Regions from separate parts of the Mus musculus genome. Here region 1 is linked to region 2. The links are chromatin loops, found by intact Hi-C in ENCODE. Cell type or tissue: left cerebral cortex. All regions are shown on one strand.

Evidence for each region. Hi-C counts contacts between places; a loop is a spot of excess contacts. Peaks named below come from ENCODE experiments on the same cell type or tissue, not always from the same donor. Only the 100,000 strongest peaks of a DNase experiment are listed, where the experiment ranks them.
Region 1: a loop joins it to region 2, with 2.3 times the contacts of the local background. A loop is called at or near these places in 5 of 42 quality-filtered maps.

What each region holds. Positions count from the first base shown.
Region 1 is chr12:56,982,445-56,990,444 of GRCm38, reverse strand. The region is part of intron 1 of Slc25a21 (solute carrier family 25 (mitochondrial oxodicarboxylate carrier), member 21); the gene reads left to right. Among named protein-coding and RNA genes, the nearest start is that of Gm30001, 89 kb to the right of the region's middle. In left cerebral cortex, a CTCF peak has its summit at 4,185 (motif pointing right); a DNase peak (open chromatin) is centred at 4,188.
Region 2 is chr12:56,588,756-56,596,755 of GRCm38, reverse strand. All of the region lies in intron 2 of Gm26973 (a long non-coding RNA gene), which reads right to left. It overlaps C87198 (expressed sequence C87198), which reads right to left and starts at 5,697. Exons shown (of 5, transcript NR_046003.1): 1 at 5,590-5,697; 2 at 5,090-5,209; 3 at 4,861-4,945; 4 at 2,749-2,848; 5 at 2,202-2,377. In left cerebral cortex, a CTCF peak has its summit at 4,825 (motif pointing right); a DNase peak (open chromatin) is centred at 4,833.

The DNA.
Region 1 (8,000 bases), 390 kb before region 2:
ATGTGTTTGCGTGCAATGATTCTAAGTCTTAAAGAGCAGTCTCTTCTAAGGGGAAAATGAATATCACATTTCTGAGTTAATAAAACCTGAGCTGACTTTGCTATATATGTTCAGTGTATTGTTAAAGTGTTCTGGGCATCACACTGGAGAGAGAAAGTGTGAGTAGCTGACCCAAGCCCTCTGGGTTTAGTGACACAAAGGTAAATCAGACTGAAAACATCATCCAAGTTGTGTGTCTGTCTGTGAAAGAGAACATTTTATGACAGTGTGTGCCCTGCATTTCAGGGCCGACATGGTAAATCTTAGCAGCGGACCACCACTGTGCGTGAGGGCCAAGAATCCAGGCTTTATTTGCGGGATAATAAATGATCGTGGCTGTGGAAAGAACTCAGCTGCTTCAGACTGGCCAAAGACAGACCGTACCCCCAATCCACCTGTACGCACCCCACCTTAGTCCTCGGCTGTTAAGCAGAGTGCGTTTTTGTCTTCCAGGCTGAAAGGCCCTTTAGTTTAAATTATGAAGTTTCTCTGGTTTTCTTTTTAAAAGTAAAATAAATGCTGTAGTGGCTACTAGTGTAAGAAGTTGTTAAAATACACAGGTTCTGCCCCATTTCCTGCGAAACTCTGACAAGAATGCTTGTTTATTGTTACTTGGCTGAAGCTGAGTTGTGCAGGAAGACGAGGCGAGCTTCCCTCTCTCCTTCCCTGTGCATTTCATTGTCACTTGCAGGCTGTCCCCGGAGTCTGTAGATAGAACTGCAAAGCCTAAAGTGCCGAGCAACTTAGAACACTGGCTGTCACAGTGGGGTGGACTGAGGAGGGCTGCAGCCTATGGGGTAGACTAAGTCCCCAGAGCTTTAAAAAAAAAAAAAAAAAAAACAGTCATTGCTCAAGGCTAACTGTTTCCAACATTGAACCGTTACAGGACAGATGGAGAAAGTGGAAATTTGTGCTTAATGAACACATAGAAAAATATGAAAATCTGCTCTGAGCACAGGTTGGTTTGAATTAATAATTCACTTCCATTATCTGTCAAGTTGGATTTTATGGGCAGGCCATGGCGTGCTGAAACAGAAAGCAGTATTAAGGTTGCTGGGGTGGCCATCTTTCATGGGATTGCTAGTTGGACACTTGCTGAGAAAAAAAAATGACCTTTCTTGAGTTTTAATTAATTGGCCAGCTGAGAATTATGATGACGTGTTTGAAATAATGATTTATAGGAGGAAGGCTTCCCCTTCCCAGCATTGAGCAGATCTTTTTAAAAACTCTGATCCTACCAGGCAGGCAGCTGTATTTATAGAGTTTGAGGAGGTGACTGGGTAATGTCCTTATAAGATTTAAATATACAAAAAGTAAAACTTTGCAAGATTAGTGATATATTGATTGGAAGTGTTAAAAAGTAAAGGTAACGGTTTGGAACAGGGGGAAAAGTTTTGTGTTTGTTTTTGAGTTTTTGTTTTTCCCAAGACCTTTGCTTGGTAAAAGCAATGTTAGAGCCCTTGCTTCGGTAGACTAAGATTGGAACATTTCAGAGATTAACAGGCAAAGATCACATAAAAACTTTGTGAATCATTTCATATTTTGTTCTTGCCTGCAGATAAAATCAATAAAGTGTTCCCCATATAAATAAGAGAGCAATGAAGAGAAATAGAGAGACAAGTAGGATTTAGCATGTTCTTAGCTGCTATGGACGGGATCTTATATAAAGCACCATATATTTCAGTTTGGTACTTAGAGAGAGTTTACACAACCGTAAACTGGTGGGAGAATCAGCTACAGACAAGGAACCAAATTTAGGGCTCCAAGTCTTGGGTCTGTGCTGTGGTTTGTCGTCTGAAACTTCACTTACTTCACGGAACAAAAGCAGGAGAGGTAACCTGCGTTGGAGGGAAAAAAAAGGAGTTACCTGTGACCTCTGCGAACTTAGAAACACTTTATAAATGCCCCTTCGACATATTCAACAGGGCAGTCATGGTATTTGTTTATAGTAGGCCCTGGCCCTTCCAGAGAGAAGACTGGGACAGATGTCTTGCTATCATATGCAAAATTTCCTCCTGGCAGTTTGCTTTTCTCTCCAGTGCAGTTTATTTAAGCCTTGGTCATTTCTCAAGGTCTCGCTCTTGCTGTGCAGAGTCTTTCTTGGCGTTCTCCAGTCCAGCTCATTCCAGGGTAAAGGCAGAGTCATCTAGACTCCCACAACAATCCCTCTAAGTCAGCCGTGACGATCATCTTGTCTTGCTACTTGCCACACGAGTGTCCTTCCTGGCTCCTGTTTCTCTTCACTGCCTCTAGGTCAGGACCCACATGTGGCAGGTTTTAGGCGATAACCATTTACACTGCCCACTTACACGGAGCCCCTAGGTTTGGCACAGCTTGCTCAGTCCAGACTTGAAAGTACTGCAAAGTCTAATCAGAATGGCTTCTTGAAAAATGGAAGCAGGACAATGTGTAAATGGTTATCGCCCTAAACACTGGGACACCTCTTGTTACCTCTGGCCACTCTTGAGCAAGTAAGGTTGCCTGAGTAGTGGCAGAAGTGGAGAAGGGGCCCTGGGTCTGTGCTGCACCCAGAGTAGGAGTGTCCTTGTTTCTTTGAAATTGGAATCTAAGAGGTGGTTGGCTCATTCCTTAAAGGAGACCCTTTATTCTCATTAGGATCTCATTAGTTAGGATCAACCTTGCCTCTTCCTTTCTCCTTCATTTTATTGATTATAAATGTAGTGGTGATCGTTTTATATTTGCTACAAAACGTCTCACATACTAGATTTTCAGCGACTCATCATCTTTGCTACAGGGAATTAAGACTAGGTTTCTTAGCCTGCTTTTTGAGTGTTAGTCTTGTATTCACTGGGAAACACTGATGGGAAGTGTGATCTAATGTCCTGCTTCCATTTTCCAAGAAGCCATTCTGATTAGACTTTGCAGTACTTTCAAGTCTGGACTGAGCAAGCTGTGCCGAACCTAGGGCCTCCGTGTAAATGGGCAGCCCTTAACTAAACCAAGTTTACAGGAAGTGATAAGTTTTTACATTTTGAAAGTGGAGAGGATTGTTATTAAAGCTTTGTCTCATTGGGCGTATAGGATAAGACATATGAACCTTAGGTTGGACTATAATTAAAGACAACAAAGCAAGGCTTACCCACGAGCAAGAATATGCTCCTGGACAGTTCTCATGTATGAAGGAAACTTTAAGCCAAATGTCTATAAGAATGCAAGTGCTTGATGAACTAAAGAAAATCTAGCACCAATAAGGGAACACTTACATTTTAAAAATCAAAGTCACCATTCAGTTACAGAAACTTGACTCCCAAATTACCACCATGCAAGCCCAGTATGAATTGGCCCTTCTGTGTCTGTACAGAACAGTTATTACCCACCCACGCCCCAACTACCACAAATATAGGCACAAATTAAAACTTGGGAAACGAACTAACATCCATACATTAAAATCTTTTCTTTAGGGAACCATAGATGCTGGCAGTTAGGGGGGACCCTAGCGTGAGTTTATTTGAGGAGATGGGCTGATGTTTCTCTCCATGACAGATGTAGCAGTTATTGTGTCTTTCCTTCTGTCCGCTTATGAGCCCATTGGTCACTTCTGAGAAAGAAACTTCCACAGAACCATCCTTTCCCCAGTCCCTAGGATGAGAGTTTAGTGGGGATGGGGCCCAGGGTTTACATTTTTCTATTTAACATGTCACAAATGGAAAGTGACTATCCCCCTACATGTAATGTTTGGCAATATTAAAACTCCAAGTTTAGTCCCAACTAGTCCTAAATATTGTTTGGTGACTTATGACCAGATAAAAACAAGACTTCAAGCATACAGCATGCTACTTAATTTCATAACGTTTTTTTGGCTGGTTGGAAAGAGACTAGTGTGATCCTGTTTGGGTAAACATACGATGGAAAAGGGCATTGCATGATCCTTACATTTATTGTGACATTTCCCCGGCTGCTGGTTGCATTCCTCCCCAGCGCTTTCACCACCTTCCAAGATTTCTTTCTTTCCCTGCAGAAGATTAAAGTCACGATATTTTGTTGCATAACTAGACACAATCACTGAAAATACTTTTCATTTGTCTTTCTTTCAAATATGTGTGATAAAAAGCCTAGATTAAAATAATTAAAAAGTTTTCCACAGCAAGCCTCCGAGGCAAAAGCAGAAAACTGTAGTACCGTCTATCTCCACTAGGTGCCAGCACGGCTCTGCTTCCTGTTCCAGTCCCTTCAGGGACAGTTTTCTTACTCCCTGGTTACTAAACTCTTGTACCTGCGCAGAGAGTATTTTTATTTGCTTACTTTGTTCCTGGAATTTTAAAAATTTAGCCAAAATTATTCATATCACAATAACTTATTGCTGAACATTTTAGATAAAAGAATTAAAACAGGTGCTGTCCCATTGAATTCTAGGAATTGGAAAATGAATTTAGGTCTCAAAAAAGCAATTTCCTTTCTTGTTCGACTTTTGTGAGTTTAGTATTGATCATAAAAGACGAGCTACGCTTAAAATAAGTGAAAATAAAGAACATGGGTAATATAAATAAACGGAAAATGATGCTAAAATAGTTGCAACGTATTGAGAGCAAAATTTTCCAAGTTTTGTTTTTGTAGGGTTACTTTCGAAGTTGATACAGTTGTTTATCGCTTGGTGTTGTGAATATAACTTCATACACCTTTGCTTTGTTTCATCTAATTATACTTTAACTTAATTTGGAGAGATTCTCAACATGTCACACATTTTTATGCTAACTTTCGCTTGTTATAGCAGGTTGGAAGCAAACCGTAAAATAAGCATTTAAACCACGCATCACACACGTTTCTAAAAGGTTTCCTTATTTCCCTGAGTTTCTAGAAACAAACCATGAATTTTTTCTAAATTCAATAAAAGTTCGATTTTATTTAATTTTATATATTCTAAACTACACAGGGAGAACACAATATAAAAATTTTATGCAGTAACTAAGTATACACAAAGACCTTCATTTTAGAAATCACCACTAAAGCCCTAAGCAATAGGATAAAATCACTTATCTAAAGCTGGGATCTACGATTGAAGATTTATATTAAAAGTACACGATCTTAATTTGAATTTCTTGGTGGAGTCATCTTGATATTTTAAAAGCTAGTTCTGTTAGTGTAGTATTTCTGTTTCCATTGTCAAATACATAGAAGATATTTTCTCAGCACTATTTTGTGTAATTTAAAAACAAAAAAGTCACAAAATGTGGGCATCTTAAAGTGTATATTTAAACTAATGTAATGAATAGATTTTTTTTTAAATTGATAGAGGATTTCTTTCATCTGCATTATGGGAGATCTGCTGGCTGATCTCCCTGGTTGTGTGCACTTCAGGAAAGACTTTGCTGTGTCCTCCCTGGTTCCACATTACTTCGTTTCTTTGTGTCAGAATTCTTGGTTTTTTTAAAAAAAAAAAAAAAAAAAAAAAAGCTTGGTTTATTCTCTGCATTACTTTCTGAACCTCCGTGCTGACATCCACAGTACAGCATTCTTCTCTTCTTTGGATTCATTTGTTCCTTTGACTCTGCAAAAGTATCTGCGTTCTTAAGAAGGCAAAGGGACGGGATGAAGTGCTGCTTAATCTGAAACAGAGGTCCTTAAACTCCTTCTCAGAAGCAAGATCGAATGACCTAGCCAGTCATTCTAGATCTGCATTTCCTTCCCAGCACTTTTCTTGGGTTTCTCAGATCAGCCCAAATCCTCGTTGGAATACTGCACTCTGTACTTTGTCCTTCCCCAGTATCAGACAATCATGATATGGTCGGGGTTCTTCTATCCAACTTCAAAGATGCTCATCTGTACGTTTGAAATTCTTTGTTGTTGTGTTCAATAAAGAGATTTCAGCGTTGAATTCAACCCAGACCACAGAGTGATTCAATTCATTGTTTTTGATATGTTGCATGGTAAGATATTGTGTAATCAACTTGCTTGTAATTTTGCAACTTATTTTCTTAAAAGAAAAATAGCCAGGCTGTTAACTCTGTATGGTGGTTTGAAAATGCAGGGAGCATCCTGACTTTCTGTTAGATTTCAGCATCCACAATGTAACACTAGTCGTGCCTTTAAAATCAAAATGTTGTCATCTTTACTATTGGCCCACAGTTTTAAAAGTTTTGGTTTAAAACTCTACCTTGGTTTTAAGAAAAATATCTTAACCTACACTCCAAGTTAGTAATTTTTTTTTTAATCTCAAAGAAAATGTCACTAAGACCCTGTGGCTTAGTTCTTTTTAATTCAGAAGTAAACCATGAAAAGAAGTGAGTTGTTTCAAACACAATTTGGTTCTTTTTTTTTTTTTTTTACTCTCAAGTAGTTTAGACACATGGGAAATTGTGACTTAATGTGTTATTTCAAAGCTGCGACTGATAACAATTTTCAAATTTGACCTTATACCAGTATTTTTATGAAGCCGCCACAATAGGCCCTTGGGAGGGCACATTTTAAAACTACATGTATAGACTATGTGACAAAATACACTTGCACATAGATAGGGTGATTTTATAAAGTTGACCTTGGTTACACTGTATGTATGTACGTTCAGTGAATAGAAAGGTCTCATTAGAAAGTGGTATGGGAGAGACACAGATGCGAAAAAGGCATTTGGAATAGCTATAAACTAGATGTCCCTGCTTCTTCTTTGAGTTCACATTCGTAGGAAACAATGCTGTGCATAGCTTCTGATCATTCATTTTACCGTTTTAACGGAGCTTATTTTGTTTAAGGTTTTTGTGCACTTTCCCCCCAAACCCTTTCCATTTTGATTTTATAAACTTAATAAACTGAAAGTTGGAGCCTATTCTCTATCTATCTATCTATCTATCTATCTATCTATCTATCTATCTACCTGTCTGTCCATCCATCCATCCATCCATCCGTCCGTCCGTCCGTCCGTCCGTCCGTCTGTCTGTCTGTCTGTCTGTCTATCTATCTATCTATCTTTTGAGTATTTAAAAAAAGTCTTTTTTTTCCTTTTTTTATGGGACAACGAGGGGCATGTTGCAGCGAATGACACTGGGTTCCGGGAGACTGAGCAAGGGAACCTGGAGATGGCATGTCAGGGAGATTTAGGTGGACAACAAGGTGGCTATGGCTAAGAGAAAGAGGAACACAAATCACGTTTACCTGACAGCCATTTGCCGAGAATGCCTGCCGTCTTCAGGAGCAGTGCTTGTGAGCATATTCATCACACCGTAGTCAGAGCCCTCACAAAAGGAAATCTGCACTATGGAGATGGAGTCGCTCTGTTTACACTTCATCCCTCTGCTTCCAAGGTTTTTGATTAGGAAAAAATGAGCTGCCATCTCCCTACTTCTTAAAAACAGGTGAACATGGCTTTCTTGTGTTTTCCTATGAATGAGTCTGACCGCAAATTTAGGTCTACTGAAAATTGTTACAAATTAGACAGAAATTTTCAGAAAACCCTCACTTTAAAGCAAACATGTAATTCCTCCTCTTAAACCACGGCTTGTTTGAGGGTTTCCTATTGATTACACACATTCCTAAGGCAAACAATGCACTGTATTAATGTATCTAAGACACGTCACAAAGTTTCCACCTACTCGAAATCTTTCAGAAGTACAAGATGACCAGACAACTACAAAGGGTCTCATCGCAGATCTCAACGAGAAAAATAGTCCAGAGTCATCTTGTGTGTGTGTGTGTGTGTGTGTGTGTGTGTGTGTGTGTGTGTGTGTGTATGGATGTTTTAATCATCATATGTACTGAAACACACACATCTTCAATTGACTGATTTTTGTCAGATTTTGTTTGGAAGTTTATGAGATGAACAAAAACTCTTTGCAGTTGATTCTGTTTGGTGCTTAAATGAGTAAAATAACCAGACGCGATCTCTGTGATCAAATCGGACCATCTGTGCGCTGACCCAACGGATCGTTACTATGTATGGGAAACACAAAACCCATAAAGCCGGCAGGAGCAAGCCTGTTTGACTGTGTGTAGGCTGAGCTGAATGGGATACA
Region 2 (8,000 bases):
GAGGTAAGTAAGTTGTTTGCTGTCCTTGGGTACTGGCAAAAGGCAGGCCTCGAAGCCTCATAAAACATAGAAAACAAAGTATGTAAGACAGGCACAACTATGGCAACCTGACTGTCTCAAAAAGGCTTAATAGCACTGGGGGATGAATGAGACATGGAGTCTGGAGCATTTGGTCCAGATGTGAGTCCAGAGGCTGAGCTTCAGAGAACAGCAGTGAATGGGTCACCTTTCCCTCTCAGCTGGGTTGTGACTACCTCCTCTCTACTTTGAATTTTTCTTCTTTTCCACATACATAGACATCAGTGTTATTTACATGATCCACATTATATTGCTTTTTTTTTTACACACTGAAAACCTAGCAAGTGGCTACTTAGAACATGTTGAATCAAGTCCCAACTTCCTAATAGTTAAAATACAGCTATTAGTCCCATTCCTTTACCACTCCCAACAGTGTCAGATATACTGAATTTCCCTGATTCTTTTATTTTTACTTTATTTTGAGATTTGGGGGGGGGGGTGTCTCACTACCCAGTGCTGACTGACCAGGAAGTCATTAGGTAGACCAGGGTGGCCTCACATTCATCGAAGTCCATCTGCCTCTGCCTCCTCTGCCTCCTCTGCCTCCTCTGCCTCCTCTGCCTCCTCTGCCTCCTCTGCCTCCTCTGCCTCTGCCTCTGCCTCTGCCTCCCAATTCCTGGGATTGAAGGCACAGGCCTCCATGCCCAGCCTTTAATCCCCCTAGGTCTCTTAGCTCACGAGGCTCTTCTTTTCAGCCCTTCGCACTCGTTCATGGTGTTCTGACATCACAGGCTCCTTCCCACCTTGATCTAAGCACATGCCTCACCATCCCCCATCCTGTCAGCTCCAGCTCCAGCTCTGAGGGTCACACCCAGACTCCACACCGCACTCTGCTCTCTACCACAGATCTGTAGTGCCACCCTTCCGTATCTTCTCATTCACTTCTCTCGTTTGCCACAAGGACAGAGACCACATAAAGGATACCTTGTATTCACTTCTGTATTGTGACTCTGAACACAAGGCAGCCCTCCCTCCGGGGAACATGGTCTAAATGCCTGTAAGTGAGTGAAGCCTAGTCACTCTAGGACCAGCAGAAGCCAGAGCTGGGATGCTGGCTGGAGAACTTTCTCAGTCCAACACTTTTCTTGGGGGTGTCTTGGGGGGACCTAGGGAGGTGATACACCACTCCTCACCTTGAATTAGAACCAAATTTCTCTCCAAGGGAAGAAAGAAAACACTGTATTTTCATGGAAGATTTCATGTCAAAAAATTCACTCTGGATTTTTTTTTTTTAGCTCCTTATGCCAAACAAGCTATCATAGCCATTGGTGGCAGTGAATGCTCTCACCTTCCAGTGACTTGACAACACCAATGAAGATAAACGGCTGTGCTTGAGAGAACATGAATCACGACAAACCCAGTGTTGTCAAGGAACAATAAAAATTCTAATGTGTTGCAAATAACCCTTGTGAAATTCTCTTCATTTTTATTTTTTGGCATTAGAGCTGACATAGTTACTTTTCTGGTTCTATCTTACAAGCCATGTCTTCCAGAGAAAAATAAAGAAATGTATTAAACAGGATCTGAATGGCCTAGTCGGCTATCACTGGAAAGAGAGGCCCATTGGACTTGCAAACTTTATATGCCCCAGTACAGGGGAATGCCAGGGCCAAAAAGTGGGAGTGAGTTGGGGGGGGAGGGTATGGGGGACTTGTGGGATAGCATTGGAAATGTAAATGAGGAAAATACCTAATAAAAAATATATATATATAAAACAGGATCTGAAAAAGAAATCTTCAATGGGTAAAGAAACCTTAACATAGGAAAGAAGTTCCTCAAACATCTGCAAAGGAACAAGAGATGCGCGGGGGCGGGGTAGGGAGACATAAAGAGTTACAGTGCACTTTGTGTGGGGTCATGGTGGAGGAGGTGGTAGTTGTGAAGTGTGTGTGTGTGTGCACGAGTGTGTGTATGTGTGTACATGTGTGTGCATGTGGGTGTACATGTATGTGTGTGAATGTGTGTGTGCATGCACGTGTGTGTGTGTGTGTGTGTGTGTGTGTATGTGCAATCCACGAAGGTCTCAGTCCTCAGGTGCCTTCCGGTTTTTGTTTGAGAAAGAATATCTCAACAGCCTAGATCCAGATCCAGCCAGCTAACCCATGAGCCTCCAAGGATCCACTGTCTCTCACTTTTCTATCCCTGGGAGTACAGGTATGTATCACCTCATCAGGCATTTTGTACGGGTTCTGGGCATCCAAATCCATATTCTTATGCTCACAGTGCAAATGCCGTACCAAATGAGTCATGGCCCCAAACGCCAGAGAATTTTAATTGAGTTCTGGCCCAGAAAGTTGGCCTGAAATTGCAACAGGATACACTAAGTTAGCCAGCAGGAAAATCGGCTATGTAATCACAGTAACTAAAACAACCTCCTCCCCTCCCCTTCCCCTCCCCCTGTCCCTCCCCCTCATCCTTTTCATACATGCATATACACTACAAGGCTAATTTATATCATGTGTATTTTTTTAAGCAGCGTCCATTCACAAGCAGCTTGCCACTCCTCAAGGAAACTTTGACTATTAAATGGCAGATTTTTATCTTCCTCTTGTAGTTTCTTTCACAAAAGGAGACTCTACAACTTTTAAAATTTATCTTGTTTACAGCTTTCTCAGCACTGCTTTCCCCACCCCCATGGCCAGGAGACATTCCAGAAAGTGTGGGACTCACCAATGACATCACCCCATTATCACAGAATGATCGCTGGCGCTCCTGCACTCTGAGGATGTCTTAGGAGCAAATGGTCAATGGGGAGGATGGTCAGTACCAGCTGTGAGGGAGGGAGTACGTGTTCTTCCCTGAAGAAGACAGAATTTAGGGAAATCCCATCTAACTGTAAGTATTTGCCTTCAAATCTCCTAACACCTGCCAGAGGGAGTGTGGATGGATGTTATGCTAAGGGCAGATTCCAGGAAATGTCCTGGATACAGGCAAGGCCCTGCAAACCATTTGGGGATTTTAGACAAGAGTTTGTGCATCTTCGATGAATTACAAGCCTAACTCACAAAGCTCTTTTCACATCTGAGATTCCGTGACGGTATGATTTATCCACCCAGCACTGTACATGGAAAGGGTCAGCCACCGTATTTATTACCCCAAGGACTCTGGCTGTGATTTTTTCCCACCCTAACTACTCTCCACTAACACAGCCTCTGTGGCAGCAAAAAGGGCTCGAGAGCCTGCTCTGATGTCTCTGCTTCTGTGCAGTTCAGTGAGCTTGGGATGGGGATGAGGATGAAGTAGGGAAGTGTGTGTCTCTGCTGAGCACCCTCCAGGCCACACTGTGATGCAGAAAGCACTAGGAGGTGAGAGATCATCATTTACTTGCATATGTGTATGGTGTAGGCATGAGTATATGCCCATGCATATGCGTTTGTGTGTGTGTGTGTGTGTGTGTGTGTGTGTGTGTGCTTCGGAAGAACAAAGGTCAATGTCGGGCATCTTCCTCTATCATGCTTTACTTTAGTTTTTGACACCGAACCCACTAAACCCAATGCTTACTAACTTGGCTGGATTATCTGGCTACCAAGCCTACGAGAGCATCCTGAGATTACACAGGTACAAGTTGCCATGTCTCTGGCTTTTATTTGGTGCTGGGATCTAAAACGTGTAGTGAACACTTTCCTGCCCATTATCATCAGTTCACTTTTTTAAAAAGATTTTATTCATTTTATGTGTATGAGTACACTGTGGCTGTCTTCAGACACACCAGAAGAGTGCATTGGATCCCATTACAGATGGTTGTGAGCCACCATGTGGTTGCTGGTAATTGAATTTAGGACCTATGGAAAAAACAGTCAGTGCTCTTAATGGCTAAGCCACCCCTCCAGCCCCATTAGTTCACTTTTAATGTCATTTTTCTTACTCTGCTTTGTGTTTCTAGCTTTTGATATTGTAAGCTTGTCTCTTTAACTGCAGATTTTAGGAATTTCTTTTCCCCCTGGCCCATCACCTATATAACAATACACATTTTTCATACTTGGATGTCTGTCTGTCTTGACTATGCTAGCCAAATTGAGGTTTAGGTAAATGTATTGTCAAATGGCAAAATCTCTGGTTGTCATAGTTTTAAATCTATAAACTCTTTTTTATTTAAAAAAAACCCTAAAGTCATGATTATTATATATAATCAGAAGCAAATAAAGACAGTCATTCAAATGCTATGTGATAGTCTGTTTTCCTATTGACAAAATCTGCATAAGTTCTGAAATAAGGAAAACTGGGTTCAAATGTAGGCTTTGCGGTTTTCTGCTGTGTTGTGGTCTTTAATATCTCTATAAGAGTGAGCTGAGAGTTAAGTATGACAGCACATGCAAAGACCAGTGAAAGCTGGGGTTGTTGCCCTAAGTAGGGAGCTTTGGGTGGGTGTACATGTCTCTCACTCTCTTCCCCGTGGCAGATTTTTATTGATGCGTTTTAATGCATTGTTTGTTTACTTTATTTTGAGGCACTGGGAGTGGTGCCCAGGGTCTCATGAAGGCTAGCCAAATGCTGCACACTCCATCTGAAGAAGAAGGAAGGGAGGGAGGAAGGAGATAAGGAAGGTATATATACATGTGTGGGGTGGGCCAGATCTGATGGCCTGATGTCACCTGATTTAAGACCTTTAAAAATAGCTAATACTTTCTATGATTTATTTTTTTTTCCTAGTGCTGAAATAAAATTTGATGAAGACTGAATCTTTGTTAAGAAAAGTGAGGCCAGCAGACCACTCCCTCGTTGATTTCTGCGGTGCTGTTTGCTTCAACCTCTAGAGGGCAGCATGCCATCAAGGAAACTCACCAGGAGCCCAGGTAGAACCCGTTTAGATGACCAGTTGTCTGAAGTCCGAGTCATGTTGACCTTAAAGGAGGGAGAAGGGGGCTGCCTGGAAAATCCCAGAAAGATACAATACCAAAATGTAAGCAACCATTCATTATAATTTCTAATGATTATTAAATACTGGGTTATTTTGAACCCATCAGATGAATACCCTGGTAAATAAATAAATCTGATGAATGTGGATGGTTACCTGCAGGAACAAAGTCACTAAGGAAGAAGCAGGTGGTTTCTCAGACCGGGTTCCATCTTCAAAAGTGATTTCCAGCTGTGACCTCATCTCTCCAGACTCTTCAAACCTGTGCATCACAAGCTAGGGATAGAAGCCCCAGCTCTTCCTTACTCCATACCACCTACTTCCTTCAGTTAATTCTGGGCTCATTTTAGTATAGGGACCCAACGTCACTGTCTTAGCCAGGGTTTCTATTCCTGCACAAACATTAGACTGCTTTTTCTTTCCAGAGCTGAACCCATGCGTGCCAGCAGCTTGAAGCTCAGTGACTTACTTTTATCAACATGAAACCCTCTACCTCCATCTCTCTGTCTTGTTTTCTTCTGAATTATTTTCTGATTTCTAAAAAAAATATGTTTTTATTTGAAATAGCATTTGTCACTTGCTGTCTTAGGCAGGGTTTCTATTCCTATACCAAACATCATGAACAAGAACTCTCAAGTTGGGTTTATTCAGCTTACACTTTCCACATTGCTGTTGATCACCAAAGGATGCAGGACTAGAACTCAAGCAGGTCAGGAAGCAGGAACTGATGCAGAGGCCACGGAGGGATGTTCTTTACTGGCTTGCTTGCTTCCCCTGGTTTGCTCAGCCTGCTCCCTTATAGAACACAAGACTACCAGCCCAGAGATGGTCCCACCCACAAGGGGCCTTTCCCCCTTGATCACTAATTGAGAAAATGCCCCACAGCTGGATCTCATGGAGGCATTTCCTCAACTGAAGCTCCTTTCTCTGTGATAACTCCAGCCTGTGTCAAATTGACACAAAATCAGCCAATACAGTCACCTACATTTGGGATCTTGATCACTGACTCGGGGCTTCTAGTATTAATGTCACTTCCTTCACTTAACCCTGTTGTAACCTGCTCATTCAGAACAGGGAAGAGCCACAGCTACACCGCAGGAAAGCCCTGGAACGCAAGCTTCTGGGACCATCCACCCCTGCATCTCCTGGGCTCACACAGAGGCAGGTCTTACATCAGAGGGTTTTGCTCTGCTCTCTGGGATATTCAGGATCTCGGTCTAAACTCACCCACTAATCGGAGCCTTAGGATTTTAATATGCAAAATTAAGGCTGCCAAGTGCCTTCCCTACCTTCTACGGATGCAGATGCAGACAACTAGGCACTTTGATGCCAAGATCATCTTGGAGAACACAGAACAAGATCACATCTATTCAGAGGCACACCTTTGATATCCCTACACACCAACTCTGGGTGCCTTGGATAGTTGATGACTACTGTCTTCTTCAAAAGATATCTAGGATCGGTTGGGATAAAAGCTTTCATGTATGTGTGGGCTGTTGTCAAACAGGACACTAGAATATTTCTTTTATGAAAAACTAACACTTCCAATATTGAAAGGCAGTATCCATTAATTCAATCGAACATTATTTTCATAAGCAAATATGTTTGAGAAAATTAGCAAGCAAATGCATAAATAAATTACCTACATTGAAAGCTGTTACTGGCAGGTATGATAACATGTTTCGTGTTCACTAGTTTCCATTTCTTTTGAAGTGAATTTCTGGCTGCCTGTGTTTATGTCACAGGTGGTATCCTCACCTGCTTCATTAAGGCCTGTTTAGAATACAGTTCTAATGTAGGTTTTATTCCATGTAAAGCCACCTAGAGATAATTTTAAATGATCAGATCGACTAACAAACACGTAATCAAGGAGCTCTTAAGATTTTATTAAAATTCAGGTCTTTCACCATTAGCAAACCTGCTTCATTAACATATTAATAGATAATGTTCCTGCTCATAATTAGCGCGGATTTTCTTTGCATTACATTGTAGTTGAAAGAATTCAGGTGGGGTTGTGTAAAGTTGTTTTTTTTTTAATTCCTGCTAACAAAGCACCTGGAAGTGCCACTGAATCCTGCTGACCACAGTTTGCATTTTCATCTGCTTCCTTCTCCCCACGTTCTCCTTATTAAACTCAGTTCTGTGATTGATTTTCTGCATAGCCAGGCCACTATGAATGACAATGGTAAGCCACGAAGCACAGCAGTCTGGCCCACTTACTGAAGACTGAATCCTACCTGCGACAGAAATTCTAGGCTCAAAAATAGCTAAGCTTTGAGAGAAGCAGGCATATGAGAACCTTAACCTTTTTCTTTAATAGTATAATTCAAAAGTCCAAGTTCTTCAAGTGCTTCATACCTAGACCAGTGACTGGAGTTCATGTAGATGTCTCTATAAAAAGAGCAACATCTGCCCCCCTGCCCCCCTGCCCCCAAGCTGCTGCTGAAGGCTGTGTTTGTGTCTGTGTCCCTGCAACAGCAATGATCTGTGTCTGTGTCAATGTTTATGGCCCATGTTACCACCAAAAGCTATACAGTCATCCCTGGTCTCGGTCATGTTGATGTCAGAGGGCTTCACAGACCTGGCCCCACCTCTCACTGACTGCAGCATTCAGACAAGCTGGCCCCATCCCTCAACTGGACAAAGTGAGAGAGCTGGCCCGGTGGCACAGCGTGGTCACAGGAGAGCTGTCATGTCAACCAATTCAGCTACCAAGCAGGCCAAGATGCAGGTTCTGAGTTGGCCCACCCTAACATCCACCCCATTTATGAACTGCTGGAGCACATGAAGGGCTGGTCCCGCAGAACCAAAGCGGAAGGATCTCCATGACACAGGGCAACAACAAGATATCCAAGAGGAGTCCAGGTAAGGATCTAGTATAGGATTGGGGTGCATGATGTGAAATTCACAAAGAATCAATGAAAAGTTTAAAAAAAAAGTGACATCCCTTCCGAGGGATGGTATCTTACAAGGAGAAGCGATTATCTGTATTTCAATAACCACAGACCTTGAAATGCAGTCATGGCGTTATTTTGAAATATTCTAACTGAAGTAATGCACTTAAGTA